Regions from separate parts of the Homo sapiens genome. Here region 2 is linked to region 1. The links are chromatin loops, found by intact Hi-C in ENCODE. Cell type or tissue: K562. All regions are shown on one strand. Each heading gives the region's core, and the rest is flanking DNA. Links, peaks and the distances in the headings are about the cores only.

What was found. Hi-C counts contacts between places; a loop is a spot of excess contacts. Peaks named below come from ENCODE experiments on the same cell type or tissue, not always from the same donor. Only the 100,000 strongest peaks of a DNase experiment are listed, where the experiment ranks them.
Region 2: it touches region 1 in a loop (10-fold over the local background); 22 of 110 quality-filtered maps call a loop at or near these places.

What each region holds. Positions count from the first base shown.
Region 1 is chr18:57,876,066-57,887,907 of GRCh38, reverse strand. No RefSeq gene overlaps it. Among named protein-coding and RNA genes, the nearest start is that of ATP8B1, 79 kb to the right of the region's middle. In K562, for the core only: a CTCF peak has its summit at 5,921 (motif pointing left); a DNase peak (open chromatin) is centred at 5,907.
Region 2 is chr18:58,175,596-58,187,437 of GRCh38, reverse strand. The region is part of intron 2 of NEDD4L (NEDD4 like E3 ubiquitin protein ligase); the gene reads right to left. Among named protein-coding and RNA genes, the nearest start is that of NEDD4L, 140 kb to the right of the region's middle. In K562, for the core only: a CTCF peak has its summit at 6,495 (motif pointing right); a DNase peak (open chromatin) is centred at 6,517.

The DNA.
Region 1 (11,842 bases), core at 1,692-9,691:
TGTGCACAACAGCTCCTTGGCAACTCTTCTTTGGAAATTACTTTTCAAGCAATTTGGAAGCAAAAGTTCTTTCTTTGTCAATCCCTCAGTGGTGACAATCTGCATTCTTTCTGGGCTGATTTAATTGTTGCAGATAGTCACAAGTCATTCAGAGTTAAGACTGGAACATGAAACGAGTGCGGAGTGCTCAGTAATGTTGTTTTGAATCAAAGTCAAAATGTACCACTAAGTGAAGGGATTGATTCTCTCCGGTTCCTGCCGCATGGACTCTGAGATGAGCCGAGCCCCAGCACTGTTTTGAGTAAGGGTAGGACTGTTTGATTAAGGCAGCAAAAGGAAGAACACCATTTTCTAAATATTAAATACGTAGTCCAGGACAAGTCTCCAGACCCTTTCTGGACTTGTTTCTTCATCTGTAAATTGGGAGATGGGTGTGGACTAGATCATCCCTTGCCTTCCTTGGAGCCCTGACATGCCAGATTCTAAGGATCAAGTTTTCTAAGGAGACTGCTTTGAATCCCACCTCTCATCTGCATAGGTCACTGCTGGAGGATTTGGTTTCAATACAACCTCATTTTTGTGAAAACTCAGCCTCATATTTTCAGTTATTTACACATTGTATTTTCTAGAATCAGAGGAGCCCAGGCTGGAAAACCATTCATCAAACAATTTGGAAGCAAAAGTTCCTTCTTCATAAATCCCTCAGTGTTGGCAATATGCATTCTCTGTGGACAGATTTAATTCTTGCAAATGGGTCCTAGCTCTGCCACCACACATGAACCAGGACAAGCCTCAGAACCTCTGCTTCCTCAAATATGACCTGGAAAAATCATAGCCCCCTCCCCGTGGAAATGGTGTGAACTCACAAGTCAGAAAACGCAGTGTCTGGGCATGGTGCCTGGCATGAGAAAGCACCAATAGATACGCACCATTGGGATTGGGCTATCTTGACCATTACTATCAGGTGTTCCACTCCCGGACCTGCTCCATGGTACCCCTGTTGGTGATCTGGGGGATGGGTGGACCCTCTGGCACTATCCCTCTTTGGATCGTACTGTTTTCAAAGAAAAGTCATAATAATAGCGGGGCAGTTCTACTCCCCGCTCCCAGCTTGTATCCTTGGGTCATGTCATACAAAAGCAGTCAGGCCCCTCTTCTATGAGGCAGCCCTCAAACGCAGAATGCCAGCTAGAAACATCTCACTCCAGGATCCTCACACTTGTACTTTCTGCAATTGTTCCTCTTATAAAAATGAATTCCTGTTTTTTCCCCCCCAACAATTCTGACTCCTCCTCCTTGAAAAGGAACCAGCTTGTCTTTATTTCCTTTAAAATGGGACACAGCCATGCATGGTGGTTCACGCCTATAATCCCAGCACTTTGGGAAACCAAGGCAAGAGGGTTGCTCGAGACCAGGAGTTCAAGATCAGCTTGGGCAACATAGTGAGATCTCATCTCTACAAAAATTCAAAAAAATTAGCCAGGCATGGTGGCGCACACCTGTGGTCTCAGCTACTCGGGAGGCTGAGGTGTGGGCCCTGGAAGTCAAGGCTATAGTGAGCTATGATTGCACCACTGCACTCCAGCCTGGGCAACAGTGTGAGACCCTGTCTCAAAAAATAAAAATAAAAAATAAATAAAATGGGACATATGGAATGAAGCTGTAGGTGAGACTGGGCCTGAGTCCAGCAGAGGGGGAATGTCACAACTGCACACTGAATCACTTGAGAAGCTTTAAAATCTCTGATACCCAGGCCACACCCAGCCCGTTTACATCAGATTCCCCAGGGATTTGACATCAGTATTTTTAAATCTTCTAGGTGATTTCCATGTGCAGCCAAAGTTGAGAATCACTGTTATAGATGCTTATTCCTGTTAATGTGGTATAAAATTACAATCAACACTAAAGTCAATATTGAGTCATATTTAGTCTACTGTTAAAAAACAAAACAAAACACCATGTCTCTTTTTACATGATAGAAAGCCATTGACTCTCTTTTTTTTTTTTAGAGATGAGGTCTCAATACGTTGCCCAGGCTGGTCTCAAACTTCTGAGCTCAAGCAATCCTCCTCCCTCAGCCTTCCAAAATGCTACGATTATAGGCGTGAGCCACTGCGCCCAGCTAGTTCCCAATTCTTTGTTGTTTTAATTACTTACATACAAATATTTTATACTTATAGAGATTAAATATTTTCTGGTTAAATTTGTCTCTTTCATATAACCCAGACTGAGCATGTTGGCTCATGCCTGTAATTCTAGCACTTTGGGAGGCCGAGATGGGTGGATCACCTGAGGTCAGGAGTTAGAGACCAGCCTGGCCAACATGGTGAAACCCCGTTTCTACTAAAAATACAAAAATTAGGTAGGCGTGGTGGTGACCTGTAGTCTCATCTACTTGGGAGGCTGAGGCAGGAGAATTGCTTGAACCTGGGAGGCAGAGGTGGCAGTGAGCTGAGATCGTGCCACTGCACTCCAGCCTGGGTAACAGAGCGAGACTCCATCTCAAATAGATAAATAAAATAAAATAAAATAAAAAATAAATAAATAGAATTTTAAAAGACATATAATCCAGAAGTCAACAAACTTTTTCTGAAAAGGGCCAAATAATAAATGTTTTAGGCTTTATAGGTCATGCAGTCTCTGTCTCAAGTAACCAATTCTTCCATTACAGCGCAAAGCAGCCATAGACATCCATGAACAAATGAAGGTAGATATGTTCCAATAAAACTTCGTTTATAAAAACAGGCAGCGAGCCAGATTCTCCCATAGGCTATAGTTTGTCAACCCCTGTGTAAGTGAGCAACTTTATTTTGGTTCACAGTTCTGTCATATAACACATCGGCTTCTACCTTCCTTTGCTCAACAAATCAGATAAGCAACTTTTCTTTGTTTCCATCTAAATCACTGATAAAACTGTTGAACAAGACAAATCACACCCATTAGGATGGCTATTTCACACCCAGTAGGATGGCTATTCTGAAAAAGAGAAAATAAGAAAACAATAAGTGTTGGCAAGGATGTGGAAAAATTAGAACCCTTGTGCATTGCTAGTGGGAATGCAGAATGGTGCAGTCACTGAGGAAAACAGTATGGTAGTTTCTCAAAAAAATTCAACACAGAATTATCAGGTGCTATATTTCTGGGTATACACCCAAAAGAATTGAAAGCAGGGACTGGAACAGATATTTGTATATTAATATTCTTTGCAGCATTACTCACAATAGCCAAAAGCCAGAAGCAACCCAAATGTCCATCAAAGAATGAATGGATAAACAAAATGTGGTGTATACTGCTATGATTTTGATGTGATTTATCCCTACCTAAAACTCATGTTGAAATTTGATTCCCAACATGGCAGTGTTGGGAGGTGGAGCCTAGTGGGAGGTGTTTGGTTCATGGGTCCCCATCGTCACGAATAGATTAATGTTGTCTCACTCACAGGTATGAGAGAGAGCTCTCACCTGCTCAGGAATGGATTAGCTCCTGGAAGTGGGAGTTCTTTTTTTTTTTTTTTTTTTTAGATGGAGTCTTGCTCTGTCACCTAGGCTGGAGTGCAATGGTGCGATCTCGGCTCACTGCAACCTCCAAGCGATCCTCCTGCCTTAGCCTCCTGAATAGCTGGGACTACAGGTGTGTGCCACCATGCCTGGCTAATTTTTGTTTTTTTGTATTTTTAGTAGAGATAGGGTTTCACCATATTGGCCAGGCTGCTCTTGAACTCCTGACCTCATGCTTCAGCCTCGCAAAGTGCTGAGATTACAGGCGTGAGCCACTGTGCCCGGCCTGGGAGTTCTTATAAAGTGATATCACTGCTCTTGTGATATTGAACACACCTGCTCCCGCTTTGACCTTCTGCCATGTTATAACACAGCATGGAAGCCATCACCAAAAATCAGCACCATGCCCTTGAACTTCCTGATCTGTAGAACTATGAGCTAAATAAACCTCTTTTTAGAATAAATTACCCAGAATCAGGTATTCTGTTATAACACTAAACACATTAAGACATACATACAGTGGAATACTATTCGCCTTAAAAATGAACAACCATTTTTTTTTTTTGCTTAAACAACAGAGACTTTTTTTTAAGTTTATGGATACATAATAGATGTACATATTTTTGGAGTACATGTCTATATACATTATATATTATATATACACATTATATGCAGTCATATAATGTGTAAAGATCAAATCAGGGTAATTGGCACATTCACCACTTTAAATATTTATCTTTTCTTTTTTTTTTTTTTTTTTTTTGAGATGGAGTCTCGTTCTGTCACCTAGGCTGGAGTGCAGTGGCAATCTTGGCTCACTGCAAGCTCCACCTCCCGGGTTCATGCCATTCTTCTACCTCAGCCTCCCGAGTAGCTGGGACTACAGGCACCGGCCACCAGGCCCAGCTAATTTTTTTGTATTTTTAGTAGAGACGGGGTTTCACCGTGTTAGCCAGGATGGCCTCGATCTCTTGACCTCGTGATCTGCCTGCCTCGGCCTCCCAAAGTGCTGGGATTACAGGCGTGAGCCACTGCAACAGGCCTTATCTTTTCTTTATGCTAGGAACACTTGAATTATTCTCTTACAGCTATTTTGAAATATACAACAGATTATTGTTAAGTATCATCACCCTACTGCTCTATTGAACACTAAGCCTTACTTCTTCTATTTAACTAAACATTCGTACCAATTAATCAACTTCTCTTCATCCCCATCTTTCTCCTACTCTTTCCAGCATTTGGTAACCACCAATCTACTCTCTGTCTTTATGACATCCAGGATTTTTAGTTCCCATATATGTGTAAGAACATGCCACACTTGCTTTTCTGTGCTTGGCTTATTTCACTGAACATAATGACCTCCAGTTCCTTCAATGTGGCTGCAAAGGACAGGATTTCTTTTTTTTATGGCTAATATCCCATTGTGTGGAATATATACAATATAAATAATAACTCCTTACATATATACCACATTTAGGAGTGACATTTTGATATATGCCACATGGATGAATCTTGAAGACATGCTGAGTGAAATCCCCCAGATTTAAAAAGACAAATATTGCATGATTCCCTTTATAAGGGGTACCTAGAATAGAAAAGGTAAATTCATAGAGTCAGAGACACAAAGTAGAACAGAAGTTACCAAGGACTGGGAGGAGAGGAGAATGGGGAGTTGTTGGTTTATGGGTACCGTGTTTCCATCTGAGAAGATGAAAAGGGTTTGTAGATAAACTGTAGTGATGGTTGCACAATAACGTGAATGTACACAGTGCCACAGAGCTGCACGTTTAAAAGGGGTTATTTTTATGTATATTTGACCACAATTAAAAACAATAAAAACCAAAAGAGCCTGAAGGCCAGCCTCCAAGGATCTCCCTCCAGCTGTCATCAATACCTGAGACCATACACTTCAAATACAATCACCAGCACAGAGCTGGTGATAGAAAATTGTGAATAAAAATAACTGAACCTGATGTCAGCTTCTCATCTATAGCATCTTTCCTATCATTCACAGGAGATCATAATAGATCTCATAAATGCTTTAGCATGTCTACTCACTTATTAGCTCATCGATTACTCTACCTGCTTTGTCACCTGTAGAGGAAGGAACTGAGTTTCACTTTGTCATTCTAGAAAAGATGAGTTGATGGAGGCCTCAGGACCTGCCCCGCAGCAGCACGCAGGCTGCACATCAGGGCGTGGTTAGGAGCTGCTGTGTCTCGGGTCACCTGCAGCTTCTTGACCTGAACACAGAGCTGAGGTCTGCTGGGGCCCCTCATGACATGTATACCAATCAGCAAGGCCCTGTTCTTCCATGATTTTGCTGACCTCTGTGCATACGTTGCAAAATGTTCACGACATAGCAGACCATTAAGACAGCTATGCAGGCAGTGAAGGGAGCTGTCCCTGTGGTGTGGCGCTCCCTCTCGTGGTGAATGAGGGAAAGTTCAGACAGACAAGAATTGCACACTTCCATCTGCGTTTGGCATTTTTGTAACACAGTTAAGTTTGTCCTGTAATTTTCATGTTGTAACTATAACTCTAATGAAGACTTTTGCCTGTTAATCTGGAAATAACTAGGCCTAAGATTAACCAGAAAGAAAGAGAGAGGGAGGGAGTGAGGAAGGAAGGAAAAAAAGAACAAAGAAAGAAAAGAGAATTTTTAAAAAAGAAAAATTATGATGTTTTTCTTCTTTTTAGTTTTCGGTTTCCAAGACAGTGTTCTATGGAGGTTAAAATTCTCTTATGACATAGATTTATTAAGGTACAAAATTAATTTCCTTTTGTTCCATATACCAGCCCCCTTTTATTATTATCCCACAAAATTCCATAATACAGTATTTCTTATATCACCACAAAGAAAAAGGGACCTTTCTTTTAATCTAAAATGGAGGCGTACCAGCCTGGGAAACATAGGGAGATTCCATCTCTACAGAAAATAATTTAAAAATTAGCTGGGCATGATGGTGTACACCTGTGGTCCCAGCTACTTGGGAGGCTGATATGGGAGGATCACTTCTGCCTGGGAGGTTGAGGCTGCAGTGAGCCATGATGGCACCACTGCACTCCAGCCTGGGTGACAGAGTGTGCCCCTGTCTAAACTAAAATATAAAATAAAGTAGAATAATAATATTAAAATTAAAATGGATAACTACAACAACAGATACCCTTTAAAGGCAGTTTTTCATCTAGACACCCTATAAAGGCTTGAGTATTTTTCTCTTAAAAAAAAAAAGTGACTGGGCCGGGTGGGGTGGCTCACATCTGTAATCCTAGCACTTTGGGAGGCCGAGGTGGGTGGATCACTTGAGGTCAGGAGTTCAAAACCAGTCTGACCAACACAGTGAAACCCTGTCTCTACTAAAAATACAAAAAAAATTAGCCGGGAATGGTGGTGGGTGCCTGTAATGCCAGGTACTCAGGAGGCTGAGGCAGGAGAATTGCTTGAACCCAGCAGGCAGAGGTTGCAGTGAACCAAGGTTGTGCCACTGCACTCCAGCCTGGGCAACAGAGCAAGACTCATCTGAAAAAAAAAAAAAAAGACTGACTCAATATTTTTTGAGGTCACAAACTTGAGAAATAATAAAAAACTATGGACCCCATCCCTTTTTATGCCCCTAACATGTCATAAACATACAAAAATGACAAAAAAAAACTGTGTTGCAAATTGTATACAAAAAAATTGTGTGAAGAAATGTACACATAATTCCAGGAGATTTAGCCTCCCTCGAATCCATTCATGGATCTTGAATTTCAGGATAAAAATCCAAAAGGGACCCAACATTCCCTTCAGAATGGAAGTGTGTGGAGCCCAGGAGACTGGAGCACACTCCTTTCCTCAGGTGCCTGTAGCCAGGCCTGAGTTGGAGATGGAATAAGGACTCTGCATGGGAGAGCAGCTTACTGTTGTTAAGGGAGCTTGGGGCTTTATCTCATGGTCCCTCACAACTACCTAGTGCAGTCAGTAGGGAAAGAACCACTCATTGTGGGTTGACAGTCACTAGGGGAAATGTTAGAGAAAGGCAGGCAGAAAACAAAGACTTTGTCACAAAAAGCAAACCGTTATAAAGTATTTGCCTCTCTCCTCAACATCCGTGAAGTCATCCATCTATTTTCTGAAGGCCATGGGAAAGGAAATTGTATCAGTCTGTTCTCATGCTGCTAATAAAGATATACCTGAGACTGCGTAATTTATAAAGAAAAAGAGGTTTAATGGGCTCACAGTTCCATGTGGTTGACGAGCCCTCACAATCATGGTGGAAGGGAAAGGAGCAAAGTCACATCTTACATGGTGGCAGGCAAAAGAGAGAGCATGTGCAGGGAAACTTCCCTTTATAAAACCATCAGATCTCATGAGACTTATTCACTATCATGAGAACAGCATGGGAAAAAACTGCCCTCATGATTCAATTACCTCCCACTGGGTCCCTCCTGTGACACGTGGGGATTATGGGAGCTACAGTTGGAGATTTGGGTGGGGACACAGCCAAACCATATCAGGAATAATGATAGAAATTGTCTTATCATGCCTGTAGGAACCAATGACATTCATTGAGACTATATCCTTTCAGTGTAGTCATTGAGCTATACTTACACACGTGTTTGTGGGGACAACTCTTTGAGAGGCTAGCAACTGAACACCAGGTCTTTCCCTAAACTAATGGGTGTGCTATCAGTTGGCAGGATATCCACCCTACCAACAGTATCATCATCTTTCCACCATCCCTAAGCATGCCCACGTCAACTCCAGCAGCTGGGACTGCCCCATGATGCCTTACTATGCTGTCCTGCAGTGACTGGTTATACATCTGTATTCCTCAGTGGTGCTCTAGCAAGGCAGAGACCACCCTACCATACTCCATGCATAGCACAGTACCTGACACACAATCTCATTTTCAAACTCTACTCAGGAAACTTCCATATTAGTCTACATTCTCCCAAGAAGCAGATGCCAAAAATATTAAAAGGGGAAGTGCCTCTGTGAGAAAAAAATTAGGGACGGAGTTGGGTAAATATGGCAGTGCTGCTGAACTGTGATACAAGTCTAACCATGAGTGAAGGAGAATGAGAGAGAAGGTTGGATGGAAGATTCTTAGAACACCATGCAGGGCCGGGCATGGGGGCTCACACCTGTAATCCAGCACTTTGGGAGGCAGATCACCTGAGGTCAGGAGTTTGAGACCAGCCTGGCCAACATGGTGAAACCCCATCTCTACTAAAAATACAAAATGTAACTTGGTGTGGTGGAGGATGCCTGTAATCCCAGCAGGAGGCTGAGGCAGAAGAATTGCTTGAAGCTGGGAGGTAGAGGTTGTAGTGAGCAGAGATCATGCCACTGCACTTCAGTCTGGGTGACAGAGTGAGACTCTGTTTCCAAAAACAAACAAACAAAGAAACAGAACATGCAGTCTAAAGAAGGCTCACCAAAGTCAGGTGATGGGGAGTTGGTGGTGGTCCTTGAGCCAAAGTCAACCATCTGAAGAGCGTGTGGCCCTGAATGAAGCTTAGGCCTTAGCATTCTTGCCACCCTCATTTGTTGGCTGAGAGCAGTGAATAGTCAGTGTGACCTTGGTTCAGACATGCAGTTGGAGTTCTGTGAGTTCATCTGTGTGGCCATCACGTCTTCTATCCTGCTAACTCATTGCAATTCTCCAGCTTCATTGTGATCACCAGTCTACTAATTTCACCACTTTTACCGGATCCATTGTTCCTCTGTGTCTTCATTTTTCTTCTAACCCTTGTTTTGGAGCCCTTCCCTAGAATGTCTGCATCGCAGGCACCCTGAACTCTGTGAGCCTTCTCTCAGGTGCCCACCTGGTCTAGTAGCCACTAGTAGATGTTTATTGCCATATCCTCCTTCCTCAAAGATCCCTCATTTTGTTCATGGCATTCACTGTCTTATCCTAAGCCATTAGTTCTCAAGCTTTGCCGTGCATCAGAATTGCTTGGGGGGCTTGTTAAAATACTGACTGTAGGGCCCCACCCCCCAGAATTTCTGATATAATAGATCTAGAGTGAGGCCCAAGAATTTGAATTTTAAACAAACAAGTTCCCAGGTGAGGCGGATGCTGCCGGTCCAAAAATCACACTTTGAGAACCACTGGTCTAAATCCATCCTAGAAATCCCTTGGTGCTTGCCAATGACTGATTCAGGAGGACCAGACTGAAGCCACCAGCACATGGCATTCCCATGGTAACTGTTAATGCCTGAAGGAAATGCCCTGTCTTCCCTGGCTGGTGAGAGCATGAGAGGGTTTCCCTCTCTTTTGCTCCACATGAATGAGGAAGCGGGTAGAGGTAGACTGACTGCCCCCAGCCACTGCATCACAAGAGCAGGGTGCAAGCCACGAGAAGCAGCCAATTCCATAGACAGCCAAGTAGAGGGAAAAAGAACCTGAGTCCTTGATGAACTCACGGGGCCACTGAATCAACAACCCTGGAGCTTGACCTACGTCTGAACCTTCTTTTAAGTTCAATAATTCATTTTCTTATTGTTGAAGGTGGCTTGAGAGAGGTTTTCTGTTACTCACAATGAAAAACATCCTAATTGATACACCTAGGAAACACCAAACCCTGATCTAGCTCTACTGTTTCTTGACTCTACCCACACCTAAACAGATGAATACTTTTAAAAAATCATACAAACCAATCCAACTTGGTTTACTTCAAAATTATGACCACAACTCTCACATGACACCTAGGAATGTCTGTCACTCCACTTACAATTCCTGAAAACATTCCCCTCTTACTTTCTGGGATGCTTATTCCACACTTCCTTAAAGACATATGAAATCTAATCATGTTTATCACCCTCACCTGCCCCCCCCACCACCCATCTCAGCCAACAGCATTGCCCAATATATCATAGAAAGGTGGACAGTCAAAAAAGAACCATTCCATCCCTACCATCGCATCTATCACCTTACCTGGGCTTGTACCTGCAAAATCCACCTTCTCTCTTGGTAGGGATGAAGGCCACTCCTCCACTTGTGCTTTGAGTTTCAATCTCCTTCTGCTCTCAAGAACTCTGCCCTTGCAAATATCCCCTTCATTCATGCCATATTGATTGTCCCCTCAACCAAATTATTCCCATTGGCAAATAAACATGATTTGATTTCATATGTCTTTAAAAAGTATTCTCTCTTGATTCACTCCAGCCACTCCCTCTTTTGCCTGCCCACTTTCCACCTCCCATGGGCTCTTGAACCCTCTCCAACTGAGCTTTTGCAGTGTCCACCATTCAATCAAAATGGCACTTCTTAGAGTTATTATCATACTACAGGGTGACCCATGTCAAAGACAGTTCTCCATCTTCACCTAACTAGATCTGCCAGCAGCGATAGACACACTTGAGTTCTCCTTCATTCTCAAAACACTTTCAGGCCCTGTGACTCTCCTCCCACCACACTGGCCTTTTTTCCTTGACTAATTCCTCTTTGGCTCCTCAACCTCTAAATATTGATGTTCTTGAGGACTTTTGTCTTCATCCTTCTCCTTCTCTATATCCACACTCCTCCTCTAAGTGATCTCTTCCAGTCCCAGGAAGATATAGAATTGACCACGGTCAAACTCATAGTTTCCTCTCTGGCAAGCACCAGACTGACATCCTACTGTCCACCAGATATCACCACTTGGATATCTGACAGACTTCTCAAATTTGGGGTCATATGTGAAGGGATTAAAAGACCTGGAACCGCACTAAACAAGCCAACAATCATTACAAATAATATGTAGCAATGACTTACATTGTCTATAAAAGCACATGGTTATCACACAATTTGCTTGAGCAAGCTCTACATATTGTGTGGTTGTTGAGTAGAACTGTTTGTTGACCTAAATGCACTTACTGATATACCCATGCAGTAAAATCCTTTTATGTTACAGGGAGCAGAAAATCTTTCTTTAGCATCAGTTTGATGAGATGCTGGATGTCTTACCTCTCACAGGCAGCAGGGGTTACCTACTTTTCACCCCATTGAAGGTCCAGTCCAGCTCTGTGGTCCAGTTGACAACCATCACCATAGCAACTTATATACTCATTTCTAGCAAGAATAAATAAATATGTCTTGAAGGGCAGGCTGTCACCATTCTACTTGATATTGATTCTGCTGCTCATGGACTTAAAAAAAGCTACCTTTTTTGTTTTGAAATAAGTGTAGCTGGCCGGGAACAATGACTCACGTCTGTAATCCCAACACTTTGCAAGACCGAGACGGGTGGATCACCTGAAGTCAGGAGTTCGAGACCAACCTGGAAAACATGGTGAAACCCCATCTCTACTAATAGTACAAAAAAATTAGCCAGGTTTGGTGGTGCATGCCTGTAAGTCCAGCTACTCGGGAGGC
Region 2 (11,842 bases), core at 2,002-10,001, 300 kb before region 1:
TTCCCTTCTTACTCCTTCTTCCCCGGTCCCTGCCCTCTGCTGATTTTCCTTCCAAAGGCTGCCCTTCTTACCCATCCCCTGCCCTCCAGTACCCCACCTGCCTGGTTCAGTGATTCAGTGAGCAATAAGTGCAGAAAGCCAATGCCCAGAAGATTAACACAAACTTGTCAGGTTGTCACAAAGTTTTTCTGGGTTCTCCAGGCCCCTCTAGAGCCAGCTCATTTGAAGCAGACAACTGCTGGCCAACAAAGACTGGAAGCCACGGAGACAAAGGAAACCCATTTTTCTGAAGACCCTCCGTGGGGTCTTGAAAAGCCTGTGCACTAGGCTTCATGCTCGGCCCTTCCTACTGAGTGGCCTTCTCCACTGCCTGCTGCTTAAAGGCTTTCCAAGCACCTATTAATTTCAAAGATCACTTTCCTGCGTGAAGACATGCCTGAGAGCATGAACAAGAGTTCTCAGACTGAAAGCAGAAAACCAAGATTCTTAATTAAATGATCAAGTGAGAACCCGATCATTTACTGGTGGTGTAGACCAGTGGCTCCCAGCTCTGGCTTTCATTCCAATCACCTGAGGAGCTGGAAATGCCAGGGCTGCAGACCAGCTGAATCAGAAGGCCTGGAGGCAGGGCCTCAGCATACCAGGTGACTGGCGTGCAGTGAGCATGAGAAGAGAGTCTATGCAAGCATACCGGAATGCAGCTCCAACTCCGGCACTTAAGTCTGCTGTGACTTCAGCAAGATGCCTAACCTTTCTCATCCTCCATTTTTCTCATCTGGAAAATGCCAATAATAATCCTTACCTCCTAAGAGTGATTGATGACTATGATTTAATTATGCCATATAAAGCTACAGTGTCTCAAAATACAGTAGGTCTCAGCCTCTGCTGCCTCATGTATAAAATGCCAATCAGAATAGAGAGAATGATCTGCTGGGAGTGTGAAAAGGAAATGAAGACAGAAGGGAGTGTGACTCACACATTATAAAAAAAATATGAATTCACGATGGGCTAGAGGCCAATTTACAGAACATCCCATTCTCCTGCTCACATCAGGGGTAACTCAACACAGCCCAATAAAATACAGGCCGTAAGCTCTGCAGGAGCCACCATCTCTCTCTGCAAATGCCAGCCTAGGGCTGACATCCAATGGAGAAAATCAGGCTGAGAATAAAACCTGCAGAGGGCAGAGGGAGTGGGGGAGAGAAGGAGAAGGGATGCTGATATCTCAACACAGGTTCAAACTGTTGTTTAATGGACGCTTTTCTGTTGTTTCTAATCTGCGACTCCGTCAACTAGGGAATGTATGTTCTTGTGCATCCTTCTCTGTTCCCGTGTGCATACGTATCCTTCTCTGTGTGCGTGTGCATATGTATCCTTCTCTGTGCGCGTGTGCATACGTATCCTTCTCTGTATGCGTGTGCATATGTATCTGTTGCATCCTTCTCTGTACGTGTGCATATGTATCTGCTGCATGAACTGGCAGAACTGGGAGTGCTGGGTCTAAGAGTACAGGCATTCATCATTTTATTTTACTTTTTAATTTTAATTTTAATTTTTTTTTTTTGAGACAGAGTTTTGCTCTTTTTGCCCAGCCTGGAGTGCAATGGCGCGATCTTGGCTCACTGCAACCTCTGCCTCCTGGGTTCAAGCGGTTCTCCTGCCTCAGCCTCCCGAGTAGCTGGGATTACAGGCATGCACCACCACACCCGGCTAATTTTGTATTTTTAGTAGAGATGGGGTTTCACTATGTTGGCCAGGCTGGTCTCGAACTCCTGACCTCAGGTGATCCACCCGCCTAGGCCTCCCAAAGTGTTGGGATTACAGGCGTGAGCCACAGCACCCAACCAGGCATTTGTCATTTTTATACATATTTCCAAATAGCTAGAGGTTGTACCCACTTAATTGCCCTCCAATGATAGTTTAAGGGTAGCTGTGATAGAAACTGGTAGTATGTTCCTGCTTGTCTGTTTTTACACTTTATATAATATACATATATTTTAGGACATATTCATCAGTGTGGTCATTCATAGCTTCTCCAGTTTGGGGTTGATGAAATGAAACTGCTTTAAGCCTCTTTTTTAAAGACGTGTGGACACCGGGAGTTTTAAAGTGTTTCATACGGAACAGGTACCATTCCCTTTGAAATCTGTTTCTACTAATGGTGCTAATTCCAAGCTCCCTACCAAAAGCTTACAGGGAAGTGAGCTACAGTCTGGGGTAATCCAGCTCCCACGGTCCGATCACAATTAAGACCTCCCTGTCATTCCTGTGGCACTAAATGCTAACCAGGAACCTGTGCCCACTGTTCAGCTGCACATTTGCACCATACTGCTGCTACAAGTACAGTGCCTTGAGAGCAAGGACCATGACTAACGCCGTGCACGCCTGGTGCTGATGAAACTGTAAACAAATGGCCTAATTCACCCTCCCTCGCAGGGTTAGGTCCTGTTTGGGAAAAAGGGTGAGCAGCACTTAGGAGAACACTTTCTTTTCTTTTCTTTTTTTTTTTTGAGATGGAGTCTCGCTCTGTCGCCCAGGCTGGAGTGCAGTGGTGCCATCTCGGCTCCCTGCAAGCTCCACCTCCTGCGTTCACGCCATTCTCCTGCTTCAGCCTCCCAAGTAGCTGGGACTACAGGCGCCCGCCGCCATGCCCAGCTAATTTTTTGTATTTTTAGTAGAGACGGGGTTTCACCGTGTTAGCCAGGATGGTCTCGATCTCCTGACCACGTGATCCGCCTACCTCAGCCTCCCAAAGTGCTGGGATTACAAGCGTGAGCCACCACGCCCAGACAGGAGAACACTTTCTTAAACCCAAAAACCAAGACTTCATGAACAAACATTTCTGGACTACACTGTGTTAATCCTTTACAGAAACTTTATGAACTGATCGGTTTCTCTGGAAAACTTCTCCAAGCCACCACTCCAGGGATGGCTTAGGAGGTAGGATAATAATCCCTACCTCCTAAGATGACGGATGCTAGTGCCCGGCATGATTGACTCCAGGTGCCCAGCAAGGCCTCTCGGTAATCTCAGCAGCACCTCCAGTGAGGCTCATCAAAACCATCTCTGCTCCATTTCAAAACCACACCAAGCAGGCTGCTGGTGGAAACCAAGAGCAGGAGAGGAGGGTAGAGAATCCCATGACTTCAGAACGTTTCTCCTACAAGACGTGACCCCACAACATGGCAATTCCTAAAAGAATGGTGACACTAAAGCCAGACACCCCTACCAGGACACCCTCATTCCCTCCTACCAACAGATTACATCCTTAAGGCCACAAAACACAAGCCCACTTCCTTTAAGTAATGGGGCGCGATCTCGGGTCACTGCAACCTCCACCTCCCAGGTTCTCGCCATTCTCCTGCCTCAGCCTCCTGAGTAGCTGGGACTACAGGCACCCGCCACCACGCCTGGCTAATTTTCTCTATTTTTAGTAGAGACGGGGTTTCACCATGTTAGCCAGGATGGCCTTGATCTCCTGACCTCATGATCCGCCCGCCTTGGCCTCCCAAAGTGCTGGGATTACAGGCGTGAGCCACCATGCCTGGCCTTAGAAGTCTTAACAGCGGAAGTTAAAATAAACAAAATAGGCTGTAAATAGGAAAGAGGGTAGAAGTTAAACAAAAATAATTCAAAATTAATCATGTTTCCACCTGCAATGTTCAGGATAACAAAAAGTCTTTTTTGCAAACTTACGGTGAACCAAGTAAAAACTTGGGTAACTGAAATCCGATGAAGCGATCTGAAATGACACCCACAAGTGCACGAAAAAGCTATTTACAGGCCCATGCGTGCAGCATGGAGCTTCGAAGTGAATACTCAATCAACTCGGTAAGATGCAACATGAAAAGCTATCTCCAAGGAGGGGGGTGCTGCAGGTGAGCAGCTGGCTCAGAGCCCAGGTGAAGAGTGTTTGTTCTACCTAGCCAGAGGGCAGGTTGAAAGAGGACATGGCCTATTAATGTGCAGCTCAAGAAACACTTTAAGAACCGGCACAAATGCCACTCTCTGGGCAAATGTTTGTAGCAAGGACAGCTGGCAGGGTACAGGTAACCGTCTACTCCTGTGTTGTGCCAAACCCGTATTAACTTCAACAGGGACAGCACCAAGTTGAAGAAGCCAAAGAAGAGACCCAGAGCTAACAAACAAGGCACAGGGTTTATTTGGAGGAACTTATTTATAGGGTGGCCCAGTGGCTCTGGGCTGGACAGCAGAACTTCAACTGCTTGTAAAAAGCATGCAGCTTATACAGCACCTTCACTTAGCACCCTCCTCCCAGCAACCTCCATGTGGCAACCCTCATTTCTTCAGTGACTGCTGTCCGGTGTGTCTGCCATAAGGGCCATTCTCAGGGTGTGCTGAAGTTACTGCTGTCAGACACTTCTCCCATACAACCTGAAGCATTATTCTTATGGGAAGATGTGGTCCCAGTGACAACCCAGGTTACCAGGAAGAAGCCTCCTCAGGCCAGGTCTCCTATGACAGGGGACCCAGCAGTGAGGGAGGAGAGGGAGTATCTTTCAAGGTACCTTCCTCTGCAGTTGGCCAAACACTTAAAATAAAGGAATGCAGAATTTAAGCTCTGAGCAGTCAGGACCTCCCTGCATAGTGCATAGAACACTACAGGGGCAGAAATATCTGAGAAACCAAGGCACAGGCCAGGCGCAGTGGCTCACGCCTGTAATCCCAGCACTTTGGGAGGCCAAGGTGGGTAGATCACTTGAGGACAGGAGTTTGAGACCACTCTGGGCAACATGGTGAAACTCCATCTCTACTAAAAATACAAAAATTAGCTGGGTGTGGTGGCAGGTGCCTGTAGTCCCAGCTACCTGGGAGGCTGAGGTTGCAGTGAACTGAGGTTGCGCCTCTGCACTCCAGCCTGGGAGACAGAGGAAGATTCCATCTCAAAAAAAAAAAAAAAAAAAAAAGGTATCAATGCTCAGGTCACCACAGAGAGCTGCAGGAACTGTCCTAACAGCCCAGAGAATAAATCTTAATGTCTGCAACTGCAAAGAAAATAAACTTTATTTTAACATCATCTCAACTGACACTTTTTTCTCCCTAAATGCCTCCCTCATTTTCTGTCCCACTGAAGACATGCATGGTTTTTGTTGGTATTTGTAACATTAAGAGATGTTAAAGGAAAGGAAGGACTTTATTACAAAATGAGCAGATGCATTCACCCCCCGCCCCGCATTTTCCTCTGTGGGTGTTTTCAGCACCCCCTACTCTGTTTTCAGTTCTTTGCTATGCATATCCACTTAGGCAATCTGCCCAGGTTTCTTGCACCAAGACTTAATGGACTCTTTCCCCTGCCCCTGGTAGAATTTTTATCAAAAACAAAACTCAAGCATCCAGAGAGAAAATCACCCAACCTTGCATTTTAAAAAATTTAAATTAAAAATTGTTGCTGCCATGGTTGAGGGTCACAATCATCAGTCTGAAAAACAATGTCATCTACAAAGTTAGCTATAGGGAAGGGATAACAATACAAAAAAAAAATGTGTTAAAGACCTCTCTAGCCTCTTCTGAGTCTCTTTCACATCACAGATTGTTCCATTAACTTTTTGAAATACTAAAAACTCCTACAATCTCAGAACCCTATGAAAGGGGAAATTTCTTTTTATTCCAAAGCCAAATACAAATACTTTTGAGATGAACCTTAGCTGTTACCATAAACAGCATGGATATAGGCAACTATTTATATAACAATATTTTTCTATATGAGGAATTCCTTTCTTAGGCCACGACAGGAGGATCGCTTGAGGCCTTCAGGAGTTCAAGACCAGCCTGGGCAATATAGCGAGATCCCTGTATCTACAGAAAAATTGAAAAAAAAAATTAGCTGGGCATGGTTGCATGCACCATGGTCTAGCTATTTGGGAGTCTAACGTGGGAAGGTTGCCTGAGCCCAAGAGTTCAAGGCTGTAGTGAGCTACAGCCGCACCACTGCACTCCAGTCTTGGTGACACAGAGAGGCTCTGCTAATTAATTAATCCGTAGATAGACAAATTCCTTTCTTAAAGAAACCTGGAAGAGTGTTGAAGCTCTGATTCATAAACATTTAAAACTAAAAATGAATCCTAAACATTTTATCTCTGGGACCATATGAAATGAATACAGTACTCTTCATTTGAAGAATTTAATTTTTTCCCACTATTGGTTAATTATTCCTTTTTAGTGACTGGCATTTTATTTGGATAATTCTACAAGTTTAAGAAATTCTCTAACAGAAAAGAAAGAAATAAAGGGGAAATAAAGTTTAAGACTATGTATTATCTACTTTAAAACTAGCTATGTAAAAAGTAGAAATTACTTAAATAAAATCATTCTCTCCTCTGCATAAGTGTCACTATTCGAGAATGGCTTAAATACCTGCTGAAACACACAAAATGTGAATTAACGATGTCCTCTGAAAAAGAACTCCAATCGACTATTCGATTTGTGTTATCATTTTATTTGGCTAGAACAAAAATGCACCTGACAATATGGCCACCAGAGGGTGCTGTAACCCCCCCAATACACCTCGATAGACCAGAGAAGGAATAGACAGTTAAGAGGTCTTCAGGTGACAGAGGCTGTACACCTGCCTTCTAATGAACTTACATGGGCAGAGCCCCTCTGCAGGAGGCTTTCCTTAAACATAAAGGCATCAGTGCTAACTTTAATGTAGGGAGGACAGAAAAGCAATGTGATGGGCACTCACAGAGGACTTTTATATTATTAAAATTCAGAACCTGCATGTTTTAAAGAATGTCCTAAACCTACAGAATAAAATAAATGAGAAAATTAATGAAATGCAAGGGTAATGAAAATATGGACCTGAATAAGTCACCTGGAGAACAAGCACGAAAGGAGGAGAGATTCAGCCAAGGGGTGGGGAGGCAGAGCCAAGGAGGGGCAGAAGAACGGGCGCTGGAGTCGGCCAAGCACAGAAAGGGGGTAGGGAGCTGTCCTCAGCTCAACGCCCCTGGGCCGATGTGGGACTAGAGCAGGATGTGCAGGACTCGGTGCTGGCCCTTGCGGCGCTGAAGGCCTATCAGGGAGAATCTTAGCGCCATGTGCTAAGTGCCACCACAGAGACCTGCACAGGGCCAGGCACAGAGCCAAGGACTGTGCACCCGGGTCACACAGACAGATCAGCAGCACTGGCCTGAGAAAGGAGAGAGCAAGGCACTTGTGCAAAGAGGGAGAAGGGGGTGGTTCTGGGCACCGGCAAGGCACAGAGGAGGAAGAGCGCACCGCGGCTCGGAGAGGGATGCGTTGCAGGGCGTCACAAAGACCTCTGTGCCCCCGTTCACCCAGGGCAATGCACAGTCACCGAAGTGTTTGCCCAGGCAGGAACATGGTCTGTCTGTGTCTTAGAGATAGAATTCTATACCTAGGTGGAGGAATAGAGAGAATAGGGCAGATATGGACGCTGCTTGAGGAGTCCTCTACACCAACGGTCCCCAACTTTTTTGGCACCAGGGACTGGTTTTGTGGAAGACAATTTTTCTCCAGGCTGGTTTGGGGGTTGGAGGAGTGGGGTGGATGGTTTGGAGATGATTCAAGGGCATTACATTTATGGTGCACTTTATTTCTATTATTATTACATTGTAATAGATGATGAAATAATTATACAACTCTTCATAATATAGAATCAGTAGGAGCCCCGAGCTTGTTTTCCTGCAACTAGATGGTCCCATCTAGGGGTGATGGGGGACAGTGACGGATCATCAGGCGTTAGATTCTCATAAGGAGTGTGCAACCTAGATCCCTCACATGCAAAGTTCCACAATAGGGTTCATGGTCCTATGAGAATCTAATGCTGGTGGCTGATCCGAGAGGCAGCGGAGCTCAGGCAGCAATGCGAATGATGGGGAGCAGCTGTAAATAGAGGAAGTTTTGCCCGCCTACCCATGGCTCACCTCCTGCTGTGCGGCCCACTTCCTAACACGCCACAGGAGTTGGAGACCCCTGCTCTACACAAACACTGAAAGCCAGACACAGCAGCCGGAAGGATGAGAGAGTAAAGGACGACTCTTTGGTCCCTAGCTTGGATGACTGTACAGATGGCGAGGCCATCACGGAGACAGATGATTCCAGAGAAAGAACAGTTTCTGATATTTTGACATTCCAGGCCAAGAAACTATGTAAGGACAAACAAAAGATCCTGAATTATACGGCCCCACTAGTGGGTGAAGTCTCACTTCAAGAACATGATGGCTTGACTACATATGCAATAATAAGAGAAGATGAAATCACACTCCAGAGAGCCAGTACACCACCGTGGAAGAAAGATATTTGAAAATTTCTCTTTTGTTTTCCAGATTTGCTAAATAATGTTTAAAATCACCTAACCAAGTTAAAATCCCTGTTCTCAATGAACTCGCACGTGATTCAAGTCAGTGTCAGAGAGAGTGTTTTAATATACAACCAATACTATCATTTTCCTACTAGGAAAAAAAACAAAACTGCGATAAAGCTGTAAGACTAGCCTAGTTTGATTTTTCTACCAGCCACTCCCAAACTTGAAACGCAGTATTTCTTCCACATGTTTCTCTACTTTCCTACCATGAACGCCTAGTTTTAAGCATCTAAAAGTCACAGAAGCTTAAAACAATGATCAATCAGTTCTTCAATAGGAGACACACAATAACATGCCTATAACAATGACGGATAAAAATGCGAACAACCCTTGAAGTGTATTTACTACACATTCCTATGCCAGAAGGAACGTTAGCACACATTCATTAAGAATCCAGGCATATTTTCTATCCCTTGTGTTGATATTATACAGTAGGAATGCCAATCCTTTTAATAATTTACGGAGGAGTTACACATTGCAGATTCCTTATTAAACATTACTTACACTAAGGTCATAAGTCCAACGAATATTCCGTAGCGAAAGTGGGCAATATTTTAATTGCAATACACTCATCTAAATTATGTCTGCATCTGTTTGTATGCATTTAATTCATCATTATTTTTCATGCATTTATTAACACAAAGCAGTGAGAGCGTTTTCTCTAAGGCAAAAACATTTCACAATTGCATTCATTTTTAGACCTTAAAATTTACAGTGGATATCCAAAAGCTTCATACGCTGTATTTTAAGCATGTTACCCTTGAATGGAAAAGAAAATAAATAAAAAGCTACTGCACTATCTAGGAACCCCATTCCCTGGCCCAGAAAGTCAATGCTAGCAGAATTAGTCTGTCATTGACCGACCAGCAGCAATATGAAAGAGTTTAATCTGGAAACCATGACAAAATAACACTGACACTCCCAGTTCTAAATATATATGTTGTAGAAAATCAATGGCTTATAACATCAGAGGTTGGCAGACTGCAGCCCGTGGACCATCAGCTCACACACATGCCCCTTTGTTTATGTATTGCCCAAGGCTGCTTTAGTGCTATGTCAGAGACCATCAGTCCTGCAAAGCCTCAACTACTTAGTATCTGGCTTTTTACAGGAAAATAAATAAAAAAGCTTGTTAGGCCCTGATTTAGATAACTACCTATAGCATGTAGGAAAGGTTTTATTTACCATTTAAGAATTTGCCAGTTCACTTAACTTATAAATAACCTTTAAAATCTTAGCTTCCAGGCTTCTCCCCCAAATAGAATTATTCAATAATTTTATAAAGTCGATGACAATGTTTCTTAGCAAATGAAGTAATACAACATTGGCAATACATATCTGAGAAAGACAACATTCTGGAGTTCCAAAGATGTTTCCCAAATGGATTCAAGATTGTGCGTTTTTAAAAGCATGACTTTTGGGTAGAAGGGACATTGTTACCTTCAATAACACAGATGCATAGGAGGCCCCAAGATCACCAGCCTCACGGCCTCCCCAAAGCTGCACCCACTGAGGATGGGGTGGAGAGCCAGTCCTGTCTACAATGGGGAGAACCATTAAAAAGGTTCAGAGAAACGAGTCCCTTCCTCCTGGGGTGGGGACGCCGGCAGCCACGCTCCAGCATCCTAATGCACACCTCTCCCTACACAGCACCTTCTGGCTGTGTTCCTGAAGGCTTGGTTGGTAGTTCAATTTTTGTTAAATAAATATTTTCCTCATTGTCTTACACATTCAGAACTGCTTTCATTTCTGACTCATCTCAAGTTGGCAACCTTCCCTTCCTCATACTTGAGCTTCTTACACTCTTTCTACCCTTCCTCCCCGCAAGAAAAGGAAAACAGAGGAAGACAGTGAGACAAACAGAATGCACTAAGACAAAGACTCCAGATTCAGGGCACGGGCGTGGGGGCACAGGCAAAGACAGCGGAAGATAAAGGAGAGGAAGGAATGAGGAGGGGCCGGCGGCTCAGGGAGAGGTGCAGGAAGGGGCCAGGGGCTCAGGACACAATGTCAGGCAGGGGATCCAAACTTCACCAGCCCTAGGACTGGCCTCATACTTTTGGCCCTATTGGTGCCTTTGTATCTATGTCAAAATGCGACCCCAGCACTCCTCAGCAGCTTTTTAATTTAATTTTCTAGGCTGCACTCTGACCAGATTAACAAAATTTGTCAAACATCTATGTGTCAGACACCTTCCGCTTCCTAAAAAACACATCAGATTCTCTGCCCTACAGACTCAGTGACCCCAGCATCATTCTAGACTGAAGAAAACGAGGGCAAGAAGTCTTGTAGTTTTCCTTCCACTCTGTCAAAACATTTGGTAAAGCAGAGGTGTCTTTGGTAACAGCAAATATCCATGCATCAGGAGTCAGGGCAACGTGAACAAGGTTCCACAGTAGGGACTCTCACTAATCTCACAACATCAGGGAATGGTACAGAAAAGTGACCTGTCTGGCTGGACACAGTGGTTTGCACCTGTAATTCCAGCACTTTGAGAGGCCAAGGCGGGAGGGTCACTTGAGGTCAGGAGTTTGAGACCCACCTGGGCAACACAGCAAGACAACACCTCTATAAAAATTTTTAAAAATTAGCTGGGCATGGTAGTGTGCCTGTACTCCCAGCTACTGGGGAGGCTGAGGCAGGAGGACTGCTTGAGCTCAGGAGTTTGAGGTTACAGTGAGCTATGATTGCACCCCTGCACTCTAACCTGTGCAACAGAGCAAGACTCCTGTCTCTTTTTAAAAAGGGTGAGGAAGAAAGAGATGAGGGGGGAAATGAAGCAAGGAAGGAAGGAGGAGGAGGAGAGAGAGAGGACGACAGAGTGAATGAGGGAGGCAGGAGAGAGGGACAGGGACAGAGAGGAAGAGGGAGGGAGACAGGGGGAGAGTGAGAGAGAGAAAGAAAGCAGTCTAGTTTGCTCTTTTATTTACCAAAACTGGAGTGGGAGAGAGAAAAAAGCTTATGTGGAAATGTTTGTAAACTGATCATATATTCCCTGCATGCTCACTTAGTGTATACTGAACATGGCACAGTCTTTGCTCAGTGATTCCGGATCATTAGGAAGATCCATTATTGTGGCGATGGCTATATTGCACAGCAAGCCTCCCGCAGGATGGAGATTTGCCAGCTCTGTGCATTTACCCATCTGCCATTTCCAATGCTTCCCTCTGGGAAACCTGGTCGGCTGGGTGGTGTGGAGGCTAGGATTGACATATTTTTAAAGGACGTTGCATGCATTCATATACTTAAAGACTAGGAGGTAAACACAAAAATGTAAATAGTTGTGTGGTTGTTAGGGAGTAAAGAGGTTTTTATCTATATTTGCGGGAGGGAGTTACTATCCTTTAATGTCATTTCGGTTTGGGGGGTGGGAAGGAATACAGCTAGAACAAACAGCCTAAGAGTTAGATCCTCTGGGGCTCTCACAGGAGTAATTGCACAAGCTATTTGGTGCAGGGATTTTAAGACAAACACTTTTTGGCCCAAGGGCCA